2 separate regions of the Mus musculus genome follow, and region 2 is linked to region 1. A link is a contact called in ENCODE POLR2A ChIA-PET data. All regions are on one chromosome and are shown on one strand. The core of a region is the stretch at or near the end of the contact, and the rest is flanking DNA. Distances in the headings are between cores, read along the strand shown.

Region 1 (6,455 bases), core at 2,898-5,397:
TATATATTCCTAGGTGAGTACAACTCAAGAAGTAGAGCCTAGGAAGATGACAGACAGACAGAAGGAGTTTTTGTTAAGATCAAGCAGAAATGAGACAGACTCTTAGAATCAACAGCAATAGTTTTGGTCAGTTTGGTTTTGAGGTAGGATATGATGTGTTTCAAGCTAACCTACTGAATTTGCTATATAGCTAAGGTTGACCTTGTATACTATCTTAGTTTCAGTTTCCACTGCTGTGAAGAGACACCACGACCAAGGCAACTCTTATAAGGGACAACTCTTAACTGGGGCTGGCTTATAGTTTCAGAGGTCCTGTCCATTATCATCATGGCAGGAAGCATGGCAGCATCCAGGCAGACATGGGACTGGAAGAGCTAAGAGTTCTATATCTTCATTCAAAGGAAGACAGGAGCAGACTGTGTCCAGCCAGCTAGTAGGAGGGTCTCAAAGCTCACCTTCACAGTGACACACTCCCTCCAACAAGGCCACACCTACTCAAACAAGGCCACATCTCCTAATAGTTCCACTTCCTGGGCCAACCGTATTCAAACCACCACAAATACTGACTGACCTTTCTTCCATCTTCCAAATGCTTCGGTCTGGATGTGTGGTACCCATCCCAGATAACACCTACCCTATCATTAAGCTTTGTGGCTGATACTATACTTTCACTTTTTTAGTAATTAAGTAATTAGTAATTAAGTAATTAGTAATTAAGTTCATCTTTTCACTTTGTGACTAACCTTCAGGAAGAGCTCATTGCACCAGCACTGCTCAAAATATGATTGACTAGGGAGTGGCCAGGAACCTAAATGAAGGAGGAGACATACTGTTTGTTACTGAGAATCCAAATAGAAACACTCAACAGCAATTTTACAGAGTATTTTTCTCTCTTGACTCCTATAAGGCTTGAGCATATGTTAAGCATGCCTTTTTGATGTAATTTGTCTTGTATTTCATCAAAACGGAACACTTTGAGCACCTGGAAATGCAGACACACACCCAGACCGTCTTCATCCAGACTTTGATACTAGCCTCTAAAGTACCATAAGATGCAGGAGTGAGCCAGCATTGCTGGGAAAGGTGCCTTCACTTCTACTAGTTTCCACCTGTAAGGATTTGTGAAATTTCATTTAATCCACTCAATAACTAATGGGACTGACGCTATATAGCCTTTCCCTCTGAGAATAGAAAATTTCCTCTGAGAAGATAACTGGCTTGCAATGTGGAAGTCTGTCAAGATTTTCAGCTCTTCTGAAATCTTGGTGTGGGATTAATTGCCATAACAATGCCTTCCTGTTTTCTGTCATCATCCACACTCGTAGTTTCTTGAAGCCCAGTTGTTCCAGGACAGTCATGGCCATGGATGCCTATGTGTCCTTAGCAAGCAGTTTCCCCCATATGTCTGCTAGAAGAGTGACTTAAGCAATGCAGTATGGTGTGATCCCTGTATCACATGTAAGCCTAAGGTTTAATCTGTAACTGTAGCTTCCCCCAGCCTGAAGCGGTCTGGTGCAGCCCTTGTCACCACTGAGGTGGGGCCACCTGTGATGCAGCTTTTCGACTTGGCTGTTTTCTTTTGATGTGACAACAGCCCTGCTCTTCTCTGAGATGCTGCTACCTGCTGAGAGACTGAACCTGTCTTCCTGAGATGTTCCTGAACAAGCAACAGCCTGGTGACCAAGTGCTGACAGCATGGCAACAAAGCACCAAGGATGGACTCGGGGGGCCCTCCCCCTTTTAAACACAGTTTCTTAGTAAACTCTCAGGCCTTGATCAGAGAAAATTTGTTTGTCTTGGCTTCATTATTTCTCTCGCCATCTAGTCTCTCTTTCAGCCCCAGCCTGCCTTCCAGGAGTACCCAGTTCATGTAGGCCGGGCTGGCCCAACAGCCTTTGGAACGTGGAGGCAAGAGAATCAGGAGTTTGAGGCCAGCTTTGGCTACATGAGATGTTCTGTTTCAAAAAGCTAAAACCGAAGATAAAATTAAAAGTTATTTTCCCTTTCAGGTCAGGCATTTCCCTAACTTGAATTTTTTTTTTAGCCTTACATTGCAGTAATTTTTTTAAAATTACAGATGTACACAATTTTGTTATTAAAATGTATCTTCAAAACTTTATTTATTGAACTGTTATTTCATGAATGTCACAGACCATCCCTAGAAAGTAAAAATTACTTTTCGTCTTATCAATAGAAAATTGAAATTCAAAGAGCTTTAGTGACTGACATAAAATTATAAACTTGGACAATGGTCGGCGAGGACCAAGATTGCATGGGTGAATGAAACAAATCTCAATATTCTGTATAGTAAGTATAAGATTTAAAACCTGAGAACCAGCAGCTGGGCATAGTGGCGCACGCCTTTAATCCTACCACTCTGGAGGCAGAGGCAGGCAGCCCTCTGAGTTTTAGGTCAGCCTGATCTCCAGAGTGAGTTCCAGGCCAGCCAGGCTGCACAGAGAAACCTTACCTTGACAAACCAAGCAAAAACAAACAGACAGACAGACAGCTGTTACCCTCATTAAGTCTAGGCCATCTCCCTCTGTCACTTAATGTTTATGCTATGGGGCTCTTAGAATACTTTGAACTGAAACCTCTCTCCATTGGTGCATCTTTTAAAATATTTACCTTTGAGGAAAAAATTTACCTTTGGAGGAAAAAATAGAACAGAGCATGGTGTTCAGGTCTTATAATTCCAGCACTTTGGAGACTGAGGCAGGGGGATCAAGGGTTTGATGCTATCCTGGGCTACACAGCAAGATTCTACCCCAAACAATAGTTTTGTTTACCAGAGAATGGACCTTGCAAAGTACTAAATGCTCTACTTTTGTGACCCTAGCAGGTTCAGAGCCTAGTCTTCAGGAATGTCAAGTAACATTCACAGCAGCATATGTTTTGTTATATACTGACACTTCCTGAAGATTGTGACAGTTATCGTAGACACAAGTACCTGTATCTTCCAAAAGGCAAATCCAAAGATACTTCAACAAATGTGTATGGCCGCGGAAGCCATGACTTCCCAGTCAAGCTATGTTGAAGTTTACAAACTAAAAACGAAGAGACACAGTGATGACTTTTAATGAACATGGTAGACCAGCTCGGCCATTCAAATATGTTTAACCTCCTCCTCTTTCTCCTCCTCCTCCTCACCCCCCCCTCCTCCTCTTCTTCTTTTAAAGATTTATTTATTTTATATGTGTGAGTACACTGTCGATGTGGCTGTCTTCAGACACACCAGAAGAGGGTATCAAATCCCATTACAGATGGTTGTGAGCCACCATGTGGTTACTGGGATTTGAACTCAGGACACCTGGAAGAGGAGTGAGTCAGTGCTCTTAACAGCTGAGCCATCTCTCCAGCCCCTAACCTGCTCTTCTAACGGTTTATTGTATTGCTTGCTTTTGTCAGTTAAGCTGTTTTTGGTTTTAGTTTGTTTTATGAGACAAGGTATCTTCTTATCCCAGTCTGGTCCAAACTCATGATCATCTTCTGAAGTTCTGGGAACATAAGTGTGTCGCCATGCCTGCCAAGATAGAGTTGTTTTAAAAACATAACCTAAAACTGAGAATGCTCTTGCCTGCTTGCCTGAGACAAGTTACCTCACCCCTCCGAGTTGCCTTCCCGACGTAAAAGGAATGATATGGGAAACACAAGAGGGTAGCAATTTATCTAAAACATCTTTAATGCAGCAGATGTGGACAAGTGATAGCTACAACTAGTGTAAAAAAGGGATTAAGAGCATTTAGGTAGGAAACCAAAGTAATGAAGCCAGGTTCTTAGTCTTTTTGAACCGCAGGGCAGGATCCTTTATTGACTCCACCATAGGGTAGTAGTAGATGGTCTATAGGGAAAGGGATCAGGTAGCCTGAAATGCCCTTCAGCAATATCCTCAACTGCTCCGTTTTTGAGTAATCTGTTCTCATTTTTATTCTCTACAACTCTAGTATGGAAAATGGAGAAAAACTGCAACATTCCCCAGCATGAGTTTGGGAGTGAAAAAGGAAATATAAAAGAGGAGCGAAAGGCTCAACCTCCTGCAAAAACTCAGGGCTCAGAGCTCCGCCCCGATGTTTTTATTTTTCTCCTTGTCCCCGCCCCCCGACCATGAGAGAGCCCAGGCCACGCCCCCAAGCCGAAGTTCCAGACCCGGACTCGCCGACTTCTCCTGCTTACCCGCAGGGATTCCCTCACCAGCCAATCGCGTCTGAGCCACGGCACCGCCCGGAACAAAGATGGCCGGGGCGGCCTCGGGGAGGGCACATTGATCCAAACGCCAGGCGCACCCGCCGGGACAGCAAAGGCAGAGTGGCAACCGCGCGGTCAGGAACATGGAAGAGGGCAGCAGCGGCGGCAGTGGTAGCAGCGACAGCAACGCCGGCGGGAGCGGCGGGGTGCAGCAGAGAGAGCTGGAACGCATGGCTGAAGTCCTAGTTACGGGAGAGCAGCTCCGGTAAGGAAAGGCACTCAGTAGATGGGCTCTCGATTGCCCTATGCCCGCCGCGGTCCGGAGCGCACACGCCATCTGGCTCGTGGCAGGCGTGTCGCGCGGGGCGTAGGGACAGTTGCGAGCGAGTGGGATGGTTGGGTCGCGCTGCACGGGTGCCTGGCTACTGCAGCCCGGAGGCTAGCAGCTTCAGCCAGGCTGCGGGGACCGATGCCGGGAACGCGCGGTGCAGGCTGCGCCCTAGCTGGACTGCTGCAGCCATGCGTCCCTCCGACTCGCCACCACTCAGTGCGTGCAAACCCCCTTGCCAGGTGTTCCTGATGACTGTCTAGTCTGCTCGCTCCAAAAAGAAGAGATTTCGGATGGGACCCCAGTCCCTGCGCTTCCAGATAGAAGGCTCCAGCACCCATGAGTGCCTTCGGTTCAGCTTTCCTTTTTTTCTAGCAAGACATGCTTCCCTCATTGGAGCTTCAGGTTACTTTTATGTAAAACCTGGAGCATATCTGCGAGTGCTTTGACGGGTTGCTTCTCTTCCAAAACCTTTCCCAGTTCTTTACCTATCCCTTGATTGGCACACTTGGTTTCAGGTGTCACTTGGGTCCGCAAGGGGGCGTGAAAGTACCTTGTTCAGTGCCCACGTTTGGGACCCCGGAGTTGGCCCACCGCCGCGCACTTTTCCTAGAATTACCACTTTCCCATCTCACAGATCCAGGAACAAGCACTTACCCCCAGGGCTCTTTTGACATTCCCATCGCTTCCTGTTCCTTTTTCTTGGGCATATGCTTAAGACTTGTGCTTCCGCAGCTGCCTTGATATTGGGGGTTGTAAATCAGATTGCCACTCCAAATGAATCCGGCTCTGCCAGAACTTGAACCGCGAGCCCAGTCCCACCTGAAAGAAGTGTGCTAGCTCCCTCTAGCTCTTGGCTTGATTTTTCCGGCTTATTTCGGTTTCTAGATGGCTGTTTCCAGACTGGAAGGAGAGTGTTACAGAGGTTCCTGGAGGTCTGGTAAAGCACTTGGCTTTGCAGTGTTCAGTTTGAGGAAGTAGCTGTTGGCAGTCAGGACGGTGGAGTCCAGTGTGACAGAAGGAAAATCACGCATTTCAGTTCCTCGTTAAATCTCAACTGTGTGGCCAAAATTGAAGGGAATTAAAAACCTGTTTTCCTTCATCAAGAGTATTTTGTAATGGAGATGACGTAAAGTTTTTCTGATTTAATTGGACTTTCTTAATAATTTATTGTTTTGTTCTTTACTATATTGCTGTTTGAAAAGGCTTTGCTTGGGTGAGATTCCTTGCTTTTTGTTTCTTTTACAAACATCATTAAGACCCCCAGTCACTTTCTCCTTCTCGATAACTGCTCCTGAAATGCACATTCTTCAGCCTCCCCTGAGCGCTCGCAGGCTTTCCCACCACAAATCTGCAGACCTGGGACTCGGGCTTGGTTTTCTATTCCTCCGCCATGTGGCCAAGTGTTACCGTGACTCTGTTTTGAGGAAGGCTTTGAACCTGACAGAATCCTGGCCTTGCCCTTGACTTGGCTAGTGTAGAGCCTGGGACAAAGATGAGTAACACTAACTTTTACCTGGTAGTGTTGTTATGAGGATTATGTGGCGTTAGTGCAGGCACCGGTGGGTGCTGCTACGCACTATATGATCACTAGCCAGGGTAGCCATGTTTGGACAAATTAATTTACTCGTCTGAGCTATTTCCTCATCTGTAAAGTGGTCATGAAGATGAGAGTATTTCATGGGGTGCTTCTGAGATTCTGACTTCTGGGCTTCCTGTGTTAGTTAGCAATCCCCAAGGGCCTGCAGGAGTTAATTGGTGTCCCTGCTCTCTCTGCACCACCACTTTTGACACAGCCCCTCTGGTAAGATGTGTCCAGAGGGCCTGTGTGTTTGTGAAGGACGGAGGATGTCGGTCCAGGCTACTCAGGTTTTCCTTCCCTCTGCCACCACCACTTGTGGCTTCCAGCTTCTGCCATGTGTTCCTTCTGCGACTTTGGAAC
Region 2 (6,455 bases), core at 2,783-5,282, 40 kb before region 1:
TTATGGAAAAGCGAGGCATGGTGGTGCACGCCTTTAATCCCAGCACTTGGGAGGCAGAGGCAGGTGGATTTCTGAGTTCCGAGGCCAACCTGGTCTACACAGTGAGTTTCAGGACAGCCAGGGCCACACAGAGAAACCCTGTCTCAAAAAACAAACAAACAAACAAACAAAAAGTTATGGAAAGCTATTAAACCATAGTTACCTGTTAAGAATATAAGAACAGCATTTGGTTTTCTAAACTAACACTGATAATACAAAGTGAAGGGAATATATGTCAAGAAAACAGTTCCCTGATGTCACAGGGCCCTAACCTACATGCCACAATCAGATCTATTAATTGTCACAAGCTTCCGCTCAAGCATTCTTCCCCACTGACGTAATTCAAATCCTCAAACTATCAAACACCTCAGCATTATCCTTCCGTTCTAGGACTTTCTCCACCATGTCACAGCTAGCTGTCCCATGTGTTCTAATCTTTTTGAAAACTATTAACTACACTTAGATGAAACAGCTCCTCAGTGTCTGAGGGAGGCTACCTACTCTCTTATTTATGATAACTTAAAGGGAACTAGGCAGTCTCGCTGCTATTTCTTGGCCATTTAGCATATTGAATGCAGTAAACACTACAAAAGCCAGGCCAGCAGTCATTTGTAATTAAATGTGTATCTCCTGATAATATGGAAAAGGACCCTTGTAAATACCTGAATCCCGGATTCATCACTTAGAAACTATACGATCCTGGTGGGCATGGAACGCATGCATGCCTATAATCCCTGCAGTCAGGCAGCAGAGGCCAGAGACCCTTCTGATAACAATGACTTCAACTTCCTTTACCCCCCAAGTCACTAGAGTTCCTCCATTCCAGCATGGCGATCAAAGTCACCATCTGAGACACCGCCACACTGCTGACACCGCTGAGTCTGAATGTCCAGTGCTTCTCCTTTCATGGCCCTTTCCTTCAATCAGAAACTGGGCTCTTCCTTTGCTCCTGCAATTTCTGGGACTCTCTTCTCTGCTCATCCCAAAACCTGACCCTAACTCACTCTCTTAACAGCCACCAAACTCTCTTGTCTCACAGCTACATTTCCGTCTTTCTCTCCCTCCTATAAATGATCCTTCAGAGGATCCTCTGCAGGGCAGAGCTACACCAGCTAAGAAATCCTCCTCTGCCCATTACCCTCTTCTCTGATTATAACATTCCGCTCTGCGCCCAGAAGGATGTTCAAAATTTACTTAAAAATATGTTTAAAATTTACTCATGAATGGGCATAGTCATCAAAATAAGCCACAGAGGGAGACTGCATGATTGTTTTTGAAACAGATCACCCTATGCAGTCCAGGATCATATCAAACCTCCAATCTTCCTGCCTCAACCTCCAGAATGGGGGTTACAGGTGTGTACCACCATGTTCAGTTGGTTTATAAAGAGGTGATTTCTCCTCTTTGCCCAGGCTGGTCTACATTTCCTAGGCTCAATTAATCTTCCCACCTCAACCTCCTAACTGGGATTGTACCACTGTACCATCTTAAACATAGTATTCTGACCCACAGAACTAACTTCATAGTTCACTCATTATCAGGTGCTGAAGAAAGATATAAACAGATAGTTTTTGATGGGGTTGCCCAGTAAACAGAAAAAATTCTAGGTCTTCTGGGGGGGGAAAAATGCCTCACAGTGCTACAGCAGTAGAGATGATTTATAATTTCTAGTCCTAAGCCAGTTCACAGCCCTAGAATAGAGGCTTCTGTGTTAAGTGGAAAACCACTCTCTACCACACGGCCTCCTGAATCTATTTTCTCAGAATAGCCAGAAGGATCTGCAACAGTATGCCAGGACACTATCTGTTCTGAGAACAAAAACAAAACAAAAAGCCTCACCAAACCTTGCTGATATTATCAAATCTTGGTTCTTCTGAATTGAACATCTGAACTCTCAAACATCCCTACAGTCCAGTAGTCAAGCAGGAAGTATTTAGAGGTCACGTAACTAAATGATATTATAGATCAAGTCTATTAGAATAGGACTAATGCTTACTTGTTTAGCCCTATAAGTTATAATAATGGGTCCCTACCCAGTGAAGTAAGGGCTATTATGGTGGAAAAGGTGGACTGTTCATTTCTCTATTCCAGGATACTAAATGCAAGCAAGCATATTCTCTTGTGGATTACAGAAAGTAACAGCACAAACATGTGAACAATGTCCACCAGAGGCTCTTTTGCTGGGCTACATGTAGGCAGTAGCTTTGTTCTTCTACCAATACGTTATTTACCCATTTTCCCTTTACCTGTATACACTCAGCTCCCTCATTCATAAAATTTGGACTGAGGGGGCTGGAGAGATGGCTCAACAGTTAAGAGCACCCACTGCTCTTCCAGAGGTCCAGAGTTCAATTCACATGGTAGCTCACAACCATCTGCAATGGGCATCCGATGCTGTCTTCTGCTGTGTCTGAAGACAGTGACAGTGTACCCACATATATGAAATAAATATGGCCAGAGCAAGCAGGATGGGGGGGGGGGAAGAGCTGGGACTTAAATCTTATCTGTGTCAAGAGATTACAGTGAAGAATCAATGGGTTAATATACATATCCCTTAAGGAATGTCTTATAGCCGGGCAGTGGTAGTGCATGCTTTAATCCCAGCACTTGGGAGGCAGAGACAGGCGGATTTCTGAGTTCAAGGCCAGCCTGGTCTACAGAGTGAGTTCTAGGACAGCCAGGGCTATACAGAGAAACCCTGTCTTGAAAAACAAAAAACAAAACAACAACAACAACAAAAAAGGAATGTCTTATAGACAAGAGCAATTCAACTAACACAGTATAATTCTATCAATCACGTTGACTCTAATAATGCTAAGCTTCACTGAGAGGTATCATGAGTTTCCTATACTGCTGAAGTAAAAACTTAAATTACAAATACTCCCTAATGTTTTCACGTTCTATCCCCAAATAGCAATGTGTGACAAATATTCCAAATGACACTCCATAAATGAACAGCTGAATCTAAGACTGCTATGACTACAGGCTGTCCTGTCTAATGCACAATGTGAAGGTGTTTGACTATAAAGACTTCCTATTGCACAATATACTTAGCATATTTGAACATTTTAATCAGGAAATGGGAAAAGGTGGGGAGAACAGAGAACAGCATGTATAGCAAACTAGACTTGAATTCTTATGTCTTATTCTGGGGCACCATATAATCTGGAAGACTATAGAATCCCCCCCAAGAACTGTGAAAGGCTGACTTATGATGACCGGGAGTGATCTTACCACAACTGATTTTCGCTGGAAGTTTATGTTGTTGATACAGACGACCTGATGGGTTGTATATATAAAAAAAAAGAAAGAAACGACTATTATTATATGAAAGCATAAATCTAAGTACGAATAGGGACTATATACTGAGCCGCTCAAAAACCACACAGTAGTTTGTCTTCGAATTCTACAAAATGAGTAACCTGCTTATTTTAAATCGAGCAACAGCCATGAAAAGGTTTGTCTTGACAAAAAAATATAGCGGTACTTTAAGAAAGGTTTATGAGCCCGTGGGCGGGGAAGGAGTATGCTGAACAATTATTCAAAACCGTTTCACCCTACAAACATCATGTCCCCTGGAGTGGGCTCTAATTTCCCACTAGTTTCCCGGACTCATCAAGTCACTCACAGAATCAATGAAAACAAAATCAGAGCAGGGCGAGAAACGGAGTAGGGGAAAGGTACTTATAATTTGTACGGCCGTGGGCTTTCGAAGCCCTTGTCTCCTTTCTTCCTGTTCATCCTGGAGGACTCTAAGCCGGTGGGCGGCATGAAGAGCTCCTGCGGGGCTCGCCTTTCAGGCTGCACGGGGCGCTGCAGCGCATTCCCGGTAGCGGCCCGTGCACCCGGAGCGCCTAGCCACCCGTCCTCCGCCTCCTGTCCCCTCCCCGACCACTCTCAGCCGCCTCCGCCCGGCCCCTGTCACACAGATGAGCCGCGCTACAGGAGCTCTAAGCGGCCGCCGCCGCCTGCGGACATCTTGCCGGTCACCTCTGACCGGTGACGTCAGAGGAAGTGGCGCGGCCGCGGAGGCAGAACCCGGAAGTCTTGTCCGGGCGTGAGTGGGCGGGGTTTGCACGATAAGTTTGGGATTTCTCGTCTGGCTTTTCTCCTTTGTCTCAAAACTATTTCTAAAATTAAGAGAGCAGAGGGAAGATTTACTGGGTGAGAAAAGGAAGATGGGGAAGGAAGGAAGGGACGTTAAGTGTTAGGCGAATCGTGCTTGTGGAAGACAAGAAGGGATGGAAGGGGCGAGGGACTAGGACCTAGTAATGGTCCCGAAACCATTGCTGTCAAGAACAAACTCACCCATTTGGACCTTGTGGTTTAAACTCCAAATGTGTAATCAGACCGCAGGGAACTCTCAAGCCAGAAGTCCCATGGCCTCCGTATTTGTCTTATGAATTAACAGATTTTCTTTTTGACATTTTTGAAGCTGTGGATTTTCTATTCTTGAGGGTTAAAGATGCAAACCAATGTCCGTTAATTCCGTTAGAGTATTGTCCATTAACATTTTCCCACCTGCACAGATTTCACTCCACCTATCTTTTTTACTCCTGACAAGGTCGTTAGCTGACTTTAAATTAATTTGAACTTTTCGTCTAAACAAAACCAATTAGGAAAATAAAGCCATAACTTTATTAAACCTTCCAAAACTAGACTTCGTTTTTCCCAATGAACATTTATTTATTAAACCCACACAAAGTAAAGGCAGAGCTCATAAATGGCTTACACAATCTTTATGCAGGACCACTTCCTCAAGCGTTCTCATTTGCTGGGACCATCGTCAGACTTATAATTTTTTACAATTCCCTCAAGGTAGCAGTAGGCTTGTTCCAAGTTGCAATCTTCTCAGAAATGCAGGTGAATGAAGTGCAGTGATAATCATACCCAGTGGAAACTGTTGTTTTAAAGATAGACTGGGGGGGCTGGTGAGATACCTCAGTGGTTAAGAGCACCGACAGCTCTTCCAAAGGTCCTGAGTTCAAACCCCAGCAACCACATGGTGGCTCACAACCATCCATAACAAAATCTGATGCTCTCTTCTGGAGTGTCTGAAGACAGCTACAGTGTACTTACATATAATAAATAAATAAATAGATAGATAAATAAATAAATATTTAAAAAAAAAAAAAAGAGGGCTGGAGAGATGGCTCAGCGGTTAAGAGCACTGACTGCTCTTCCGAAGGTCCTGAGTTCAAATCCCAGCAACCACATGGTGGCTCACAACCATCTGTAATGAGATCTGATGCCCTCTTCTAGGGTGTCTGAAGACAGCTACAGTGTACTTACATATAATAATAAATAAATCTTTAAGCAGGAGTGAGCAGGGCCAAGCTGAAGTGAGAGAGGTCAACCAGAGCGAACAGAGGTCCTAAATTCAAATTCCCAGCAACCACATGACAGCTCACAACCATCAATACAGCTACAGTGTATTCATATACATAAAAAATAAATAATAAATAAACTTTAAAAAAAAAGATAGACTGGGGAAAACTTGCTTTTTTTTTTTCCACGGAGGTGCCAATCTGCTAAAAATCTTTGCTCAGGAAGCTGGAAAGTAACATAACCATCTGTGGTCTCACTGGCTTCTTCTAGAAAGGTGGATGCGACTGTCTCAACATCACTACAGGACACAAAAGTCCATATAAATATAGATACACACACGTATGGTTGACAGGCCTGTGGTCTGGTTGAATCGCTGTTGGGGTCAATCCTTAGGCCAGTGGCTCTCAATTTGTGCATCATGACCTTTTGAGGGGTCAAAAGACTCTTTTGACAGGGTCCCGTAGTAAAATGTACAGATGTGCACATCAGATAGTTAGGTTCCAATTCATAACAGCAAAGGTACAGTTATGAAGTCGCACTGAAAATAATTTTATGGTTGAGGTCAACACACGAACAGTATTAACGGGTTGTAACATTAAGAAAGTGGAGAACTGGCAGGGCGTGGTGGTGCACACCTTTAATCCCAGCACTTGGGAGGCAGAGGCAGGCAGATTACTGAGTTCAAGGCCAGCCTAGTCTACAGAGTGAGTTCCAGGACAGCCAGGGCTACAGAGAGAAAAGAAAAAAGAAAGTTGAGAACCACTACTTTAAGCCAACTGTTAACATGACCTCAATTGATTCCCACTGGCCTCTGTTTGAGTTTAGTAGGTCAATAGTTGGATCTAGTAGGTCTTCACTGGTTGGGTCTGTGAGTCATCATTGATTTCATCTATGTATGGACTGGGGGAAGCCATAGCTGGGGCACACAAGACAGAGTGCCAGGACTTTGCAGAGCATAGCTCCTCGTTGAGAGTGGGAGCAACCAGTGAACAGGAAGACGGAATTGCCAAAACTAGAAACGATTTATAGTTAGCTAGTGAGTTTTACCCACACAGGGGAGTACTGCTCCTCCAGTATTCTTCACATAG

What was found. ChIA-PET counts read pairs that join two places held with the same protein, here RNA polymerase II (POLR2A).
Region 2: POLR2A ChIA-PET joins it to region 1 with 10 read pairs in Patski. The contact joins the promoter of Taf2 here to the promoter of Deptor in region 1. POLR2A ChIA-PET finds 5 or more read pairs at or near these places in 2 of 5 experiments (Patski and embryonic stem cell).

The regions. Positions count from the first base shown.
Region 1 is chr15:55,108,170-55,114,624 of GRCm38, forward strand. It overlaps Deptor (DEP domain containing MTOR-interacting protein), which reads left to right and starts at 4,148. Exons shown (of 9, transcript NM_145470.3): 1 at 4,148-4,450. The coding sequence starts at 4,329. Gm9920 (predicted gene 9920) reads right to left here and starts at 5,413. Exons shown (of 5, transcript NR_045093.1): 1 at 5,171-5,413; 2 at 4,174-4,427; 3 at 2,951-3,047; 4 at 744-808.
Region 2 is chr15:55,068,120-55,074,574 of GRCm38, forward strand. Taf2 (TATA-box binding protein associated factor 2) reads right to left here and starts at 4,033. Exons shown (of 26, transcript NM_001081288.1): 1 at 3,728-4,033; 2 at 3,274-3,328. The coding sequence starts at 3,810.